Linked DNA regions of Homo sapiens: region 2 is linked to region 1. A link is an interaction called in ENCODE POLR2A ChIA-PET data of the cell type or tissue named here. Cell type or tissue: Panc1. All regions are shown on one strand.

Region 1 (4,000 bases):
AAATTCAGTGAAATATTAAGTAATGCTAAAGTTACCGTGGCAGACTGAACACATGCATCAAATTTTGTTCCTTCCCCAAAACTCTGCTAAACTATAGGAAAGGTATTTTATAATACTTAAATCCATAAACAGGAGAGGACATAATAGCAACAAAACTTTCAAAGCTGGAAAGCAGATGGTTGAGATCGCTAACTTAGCAGTTTCCAGAGGCAGATTTCAAATTGGTGGTGGGAGAAGCACCAAGTAACTCTAGAACCACGCGTGAAGGGACAGGTACCCAAAATAAAGAGGTTTGGGTGAGAGCTGTTTGAAAATTAGTTAGATCCCTAGATCCTATGATGTGGGGTAATTGCTCCTCTTCCACTGTAGTCTGAGGTTTATCCTTTAAGAGAGAGTAGAACACCCAGTCTGGGGGAGTTGTGGGTGCTGCACTAAAGGAGAGGGATGAGTTCCAAAGCCCTGGTGTCCACCTGGCTTCAGAACACTGGGGCAGGCCCTGTAGTCAGGATACTAGAAGACTTTTCTTTGGGCACTCTGACCAGTCCAAGAAGAAAGACCTAAAGTGACTGAGTTGAAGGTTCACGCCCCAAAAGTCCCTGCAGATGACCCACTGTGAAGCCGCTCGTCTGTAATCCCCAGTCATGCACTTAGAATTGGTGCTCAGCTCTTTAGCAGGTCCCACTTGCATTTGTGAACGAGGATCACTAGATTTCTGAGGAAAGTCTCTCATGCAGAAGTTGGAGACTAAAGGGAGCAAAGGGGGAAAATCAGCTTGGAAGAAACTAAAAAACAAAAAAGCTGTCATCAGAATCCTTAGAAATAAGAAAGGATATTGCATCTTTGAAACAAAAATAGGATGCTAAAATTAAAAAGAACAGATGATGTTAAAGAGCTCTTGAAATTAAGAACTTGATGGCAAAAATAATTTTAATTATTTTTGTTTTCAGTTCTTTTGGTGGTTACATTCATAACTATAAATAGTACGCTTATACTGTTGTATCTTGTCAGTTTATTTTTCCATGGGGACCTCATGATGTAACAGTATCATAAATGCCTTATCTGAATTGAAAAGGAAGATAAACTATTTAGTGAATAACTATTTCTGTAAAGTATAAAGTTTTGGTCTTTTTTTTTTTTTTTGCTGAGGTCTTTTAATAAAGCTCCTCCTGGCTGTCACATCATAAGCAGAGTAGGACATCAGTGTTTGACTTCAAGCTTTGCATTTTCAAGGATATTGAATGATAGCTTCATTTCCAAGGGCAAGTCTGGATTTTGGGGGGGGCCTGGTAACTGTCATAGTAGCTGAGCCTCCCTATTGCATTGTTTATGAAACTATTTTGACTGTGATCTACAGTAAGAAATGTGTTACAGCATAGCTATAGATATGTGTATATCTCTCTGTATATATCCATTTGTATCTATCTCAAATCTTAATTCTTTGGACTGAAGTGACTTTTTTCTTTTTAATTTTTTATTTTATTTTATTTTATGTTATATTATGTTTGTTTTGTTTTGTTATGTTATGTTATGTTATGTTATGTTATGTTATGTTATGTTATGTTATGTTATGTTATTTTGAGACAGGATCTCTGTCGCCCAGTCTGGAGTACAGTGGAACTCCTGGGCTCAAGCAGTCCTCCCGCCTCGTCCTTCCAAAGTGTTGGGATTACACATGTGAGCCACAGCACCTGGCCTAGGTTGGCTTTCTTTATAATCTAAACTGATGTGTTTTCTTTCTTGGTGTAGGCAGTCGACAAGTACTTTAAGCTTCCTCATGCTTCCAGTAAACCACCCCGGATTTCAGGAAGCCTTGTGGACACTTCATATAAAACATTAAGATTTGCATTCAGAGCATCACTGAAAACTGCCATCTATCGAATAACTACTACATTTGGTGAACATCTGAAGTAAGTTTACCTGTTTTGATCCATGATGATACCTATTCTGGGGAGCTTTCCTTAGAAATAGGTATGGGAATGATAAGGCTCATGTGTTGAAAGTGTTCTTTTGGGACCTTGATGATTCTCACTGTAAACTTACAGCTTGGATGTGGACTTAATATTTATATTTTAAAATTTGGCCCATCATAAAGCTTTGGGGATTTCTTTCAAATGGACAAAAGAAGACAGAAAGTTATAAATGCAGCAGATTAATTATATATATATATTTAAATTATCAAAAGATCCTTAAGGGAGAAAAAAGAGCAGAAAACCCGAGTACCTTTCCAGAAAAGCATATTAAAACTAATTCTATTGTTATATCTTGGTCAGCAAACTGAAGACTTGGGGTGAGCAAAGTATTCCAGAAATGAATCCCTGGTGCTTTGTGATTCATGCTGGAAAAACACCAACAGATCACAACACCTTGAGAAACAGAACCAGAGAGAAAACCACAAATGCCAAGCCTGTTTATATTTAGTTTTATTCATGTTTACTGCTTTCCTCTTGTGAAATGATCTAGCTAGGCAGGATGAGGGATACTAGCTTAGTAACTAAACTGTATTTATATTTATCACAATTATAAATGAACTTTAGAAGACACGAGAGATTGCTCTGCTGTTTTTGTATGCAATCAATGAATAGTTTAAGACTTCCAATTTAAATTAAAGTTAAATAAAGTTAAAAATTCAATTTGTCAGTCACCCTAGCCACATTTGAAGTACTTAATAACTACATGTGTTTAGTAGCTACTGTATTGGACAACAGAAGTATAACATCTTTCCCTACTTCCAGAAAGTTTTATCAGATAGTGCTATTCTAGACAATACACTTAGAACTTAATGTTTTTTCATTTACTCTTTTCAAAGACCCTGTGAAGTGTAGAAATTATCATAATTGTACAGATACGAAAACTGAGGCATAGAGATGTTAAAATTTGCCTGATAGCACAATCTAGTGCGTATTAAACATGAACCTGAAATCAAGTCTTTCTTTCTCTTAAAAATCTTTCATCTTTCTATCTACAACACTAGACTGCCTCCAAGATATAAATTAGTATGTAGGACACATTCAGAAAATACTGATGAATTTAGAGAATGAAATAGATATGACATATATTAATGATAGAACAAAAGCAAGGAGAAGGGCATACCCGTAGACCTTGCCTGACTGTGCTCATGTCCAGGCAGGGGGGACATTGTATTCGAGATTAATTTGAAGTTCCTGCCAGCTTTATCCAGCTTAATCAGTGGCTGGATAAATAGCAGGACTGTAACATTCCCCTGGGGGAAAAAAGGCAAGAAGAAAAGGGGAGCATAGGGATTTAGATAAGAAAGCGATATAGGCCAGGCACAGTGGTCTATGCCTGTTATCCCAGCACTTTGGGAGGCCGAGGTGGGTGGATCACCTCAGGTCAGGAGTTTGAGATCAGCCCGGCCAACATGGTGAAACCCCGTCTCTACCAAAAATACAAAAATTCACTGGGCGTGGTGGTGCTCACCTGAAATCCCAGCTACTCGGGAGGCTGAGGCATGAGAATCACTTGCACCCAGGAGGCGGAGGTTGCAGTGAGCCGAGATCGTGCCTCTGTACTCCAGCCTGGACAACAGAGCGAGACTCGGTCTCAAAGAAAAAAAAGAAAAAGAGATATAGATGACTGATTAAAAATTATGAGAATGGATTATGAGAATGGGCCGGTTGCAGAGGCTCATGGCTGTAATCCCAGCACTTTGGGAGGCCAAGGCGGGCGGATCATCTGAGGTCAGGAGTTTGAGACCAGCCTGGCCAACATGTTGAAACCACTTCTCTACTAAAAATACAAAAATTAGCTGGGCATGGTGGCAGGCAACTATAATCCCAGCTACTCCAGAGGCTGATGCAGGAGAATCACTTGAACCCGGGAAGTGGAGGTTGCAGTGAGCCGATACTGCACCACTGCACTCTAGCCTGGGCGACCGAGCAAGACCCTGCCTCAAAGATAAATAAATAAATAAATACATAAATAAATAAAATAAAAATTGTGAGAATGAAATTCCGCCTTAGTTTCTTTTCTCTGAAAAGAG
Region 2 (4,000 bases), 150 kb before region 1:
GAGACTGGACTGGAGCAGTGGAGAAAAACCAGTTTAGAAGGAAGATGACTGTATTCCTGATAAGTCTCTTCTCTCATTAATCGTGGAGGTTCTAGAGTCATACCTAAAGTTTGAATTCCATTTCTGGCACTTATGAGCTGTATATCATTGAACACCTTGCTTGGCTCCTCTAAACCTGTTTTCTCACCAGTAAAGTGGGTTAAAGTACCTTTCTCATAAGATTGTAGTCAAAAGTGAATGGATAAATATGTTTGACTCATCATAGGCTCTCCATAAATGTTTATGACCAAGACCACCAATAGTAGTATTATCGCCATACACACAAAAAAATCGGAACAATGCCAAATTCAGAAAAGCTCTACTTGCTCTGTGTTGTATGGTTGCGAACATTTGGAAGATTAGTTACACAAGACTATATTTTACCATAGGGTTTTTTGGAAACATACAGAGTAACTTCCATGTTGTTTCTGATCCCAGTGCTCTGTGTAGTTCCACTGTGCATGATAATCTCAGGCAGAGGGAAAAAGAAATATAGGGACAAAAACATACAGCCAGATTAACACTTTACTTACTTTGTTTACAATGTTAGTACAGACCTTGAAGATTGAAAAAAGCACGTCTAAAGAGCCAGTTGATTTTGAGCAATGGATTGAAAAAGGTATGTGTTTCACCAGCATTGTTCTGAGCATGAAGGAGTAGATAATATTCCTTTGATTCTGCATTTCTCATCTAGCTGCACTTTGGTGAAAAAAGATGACTTTAATGATCCTTGTGACACATTTAGGGTCTAGAAAGACCCAGGTTTGAATACAAAGCTGCTTCTTCATTTACTGGTTATATAAGTATTAACATGTGACTTAATTTTTCTCAGTTTCAGAATCCTTATTAGGAAAATGGTGATGATATCTATCATTCAAGGTTTTGGTGAACTAGTGTCTGGCATATAATAGACAATAAATATTAGTTTCTCATCTTCTTTCCTTTTGTCCTGATTAAGGGTACTATTTAAATATCACCAGCAGAATTGATAGCCTCTACTTAATTAAACACAGCATCTTGCCTTCATATGTCTATTTTCCCTTTCAAAATACCATGAAAATAATATTAAAGGAATAAAAAGAGGCATAAACCTACAAGGACAAAAGATTTAACAACCAGCAAACTAAAGCAAATGTGAGAGATCAGTGTATATTATGATAAAGAGAAAGCAGATTGAAGAGTAGTAACTTCTTTAGCTGAATGAACTGTGTTATAACCTAAGGTCTTGACAAGGAGCATGTCAATAAGAAGCAAGCCACTTTGCCACACAAAACCCCAGAAAGGCCTAGAGCTCAAAGGCAACAGGTGCCATGGGAAGTATGAATGAGACCTGGGTCAGAAAACAAGGATGATTAGTTGAACATCTATTTACAGAGTAATCAGACTCTAGGTACCTTCTTCCGTCCTACAAAACTAGGTGACCACTCCTTTATCCCACAGACCTCCACCACAACCCTCAAGAGACAACTGCAAATATAGAATGTTGAGGCTCAGGAGACCAGATATAGTAGGGAGTGAGTGAGACATGGAGTTGAAAATACGATACTAGTGGAAGCCTACATATTGAATAGTGGGAACACCAGCCTCCTTCCTGTGTTCTGGTATTAACTTCAGCAGCCAAGAATATACCCTCAGCTGGGAGACTGGAACATTCATCTTTGGAGAAACTAAATGGCCCTAGAAAAAAGACCTATGGATACTGACAAAGGCCAGCTCATTTCTGGTCACCTTATTTAAGTCCAGTAATCAATAAGTGTGGCTCATGCACACAGTTTTCAAATGATGCACAGTTTTCAAATGATCCACAAGTAACAAAAGAAAGATCACAAGACATTAATGAAGACCTCAAACCCTGAATATAATCAAGCTTTTAGCTCTAATTTCCAATCTATAAGAAATGTAGAGGATAGAGGAACAAATTAAGTGAAACCACGAATAGACAAGATGATAAAATCTAGAATGTGGGGCCTGGGCACAGTGGCTCATGCCTGTAATCCCAACACTTTGGGAGGCTGAGGGAGGAGGATTGCATGAGTCCAGGAGTTCAAGACTGGCCTAGGAAACATGGCAAGATGTTGTCTCTACAAAAAAAAATTAAAAATTAGCCAGGGATGGTGACATGTGCCTGTAATCGTAGCTACTTGGGAGGCTGAGATGGAAGGACCACTTGAGCCCAGGAGGTTGAGACTGCAATGAGCTGTGATCATGCCACTGCACTCCAGCCTGGGTGACAGAGCAAGACCCCATCTCTTTAAAAAAAAAAAAAAATCTAGAATGTGGGACATTGTACAGGACAACTGACCTGGTCTCTTCAGTAAGTCAAAGACATTAAAAAATGTGTGTAGGGGAGAGAAAGCAGTTGAAGGTTAAAAGAGACTTAATTCTGATTTTAATAAACCAATTAAAAAAGACAGGGACAATTGGGGAAATTTGAATAGGAATTGGGTTTCATATTATATTAAACCACTATTTTTAATGTTATGATGGTGGTATTATGGTTATATAAAGAATTATTATTTAGAAATGGATAATTAAGTATTTAGGGGAAGCTAGGCTCACGCCCATAATCCCAGCATTTTAGGAGGCTGAGGTGGGCGGATCGTTTGATCTCAGGAATTCAAGAAACTACCCTGGGCAACATGGAGAAATCTTGTCTCTACAAAAAATATACATATATATTTGCTAGGTGTGGTGGCATGCACCTGTAGTCCCAGCTGCTTGGGAGGCTGAGGAAGGAGGATCACTTGAGCCTCAGAGGTGAAGGTTGCCATGAGCTGAGATTGTGCCAGTACACTCCAATCTAGGCGACAGAGTGAGACCCTGTCTCAAAAGAACAAAAAAGTATTTAGAGATGAAATGTCAATAATGTCTTACACTTGCACTTGCTTTAACTTTTTTTTTTTTTTTTTTTTTGAGACTGGAGTGCAGTGGCGCAATCTCGGCTCACTGCAACTTCCGCTTCCCAGGTTCAAGTGATTCTCCTGCCTCAGCCTCCTGAGTAGCTGGAATTACAGGCGTGCACCACGTTGCCTGGCTAATTTTTGTATTTTTGGTAGAGACAGAGTTTTCACCATGTTGGCCAGGCTGGTCTCAAACTCCTGACCTCAAATCGTCCACCCACCTCAGCTTCCCATAGTGCTGGTATTATAGGAGTGAGCCACCACACCTGGCCTAAAATACTTTAGTGAAAAAAAAAATTGATAAATCCACTATGATGAAATGTTAGTAATTATAAAATCTAGCTTATGGGTATATGTGGGAGTTTTTTTATGTTCTCTCCTAAGTATGTTTGATATTTTTCTTTTTTCTTTTCTTTTTTTTTTTTTGAGACTGAGTCTCACTCTATTGCTCAGGCTGGAGTGCAGTGGCGTGATCTCGGCTCACTGCAAGCTCCACCTCCTGGGTTCACGACATTCTCCTGCTTCAGCCTCCCGAGTAACTGGGACTACAGGTGCCCGCCACCATGCCCAGCTAATTTTTTGTATTTTTTTTTTAGTAGAGATGGGGTTTCACCGTGTTAGCCAGGATGGTCTCAATCTCCTGACCTTGTGATCTGCCCGCCTCAGCCTCCCAAAATGCTGGGATTACAGGTGTGAGCCACCATGCCCAGCCGATATTTTTCAATTTTTCATAACTAAAAAAACTAAGCAAATGAAAAAGTTTATTATTAATTTCTGGTGATAGAGTTGTACAAGAAAGAAAATATCATTATAATGTATTATTTCAGGAGTAAATAACCTTTAGATAGACAGAGTAATGTAACCATCAAGTAGGATTTCAAATTTGAGAGGAGGTAAAGAGGGAGAAGTTGAAGGAGGAAGAAGAGGGGATTTCGGTTTTAAAAAGCTAAAATTTTACCTACCATACTATATAAAGTCAGTAAAAAATTTATCAAAAAGGAATAAAAGCATATTATAATTTCAGGAAAAATAGCTTGAAGAGTTGAGAATGTTTACTTCTA

The links. Peaks named below come from ENCODE experiments on the same cell type or tissue, not always from the same donor. Only the 100,000 strongest peaks of a DNase experiment are listed, where the experiment ranks them.
Region 2: POLR2A ChIA-PET joins it to region 1 with 6 read pairs; 3 of 35 experiments call an interaction of 5 or more read pairs at or near these places.

Annotation. Positions count from the first base shown.
Region 1 is chr1:53,770,236-53,774,235 of GRCh38, reverse strand. NDC1 (NDC1 transmembrane nucleoporin) reads left to right here. Exons shown (of 18, transcript NM_018087.5): 17 at 1,747-1,907. LOC124900439 (small nucleolar RNA SNORA58) reads left to right here and starts at 3,083; the gene lies at 3,083-3,218. RefSeq lists an enhancer at 3,136-3,698. In Panc1, no CTCF peak of the experiment used is centred here; a DNase peak (open chromatin) is centred at 2,342.
Region 2 is chr1:53,925,030-53,929,029 of GRCh38, reverse strand. It overlaps IFT25 (intraflagellar transport 25), which reads left to right. Exons shown (of 6, transcript NM_016126.4): 4 at 590-658. Among named protein-coding and RNA genes, the nearest start is that of IFT25, 19 kb to the left of the region's middle. In Panc1, no CTCF peak of the experiment used is centred here; no DNase peak of the experiment used is centred here.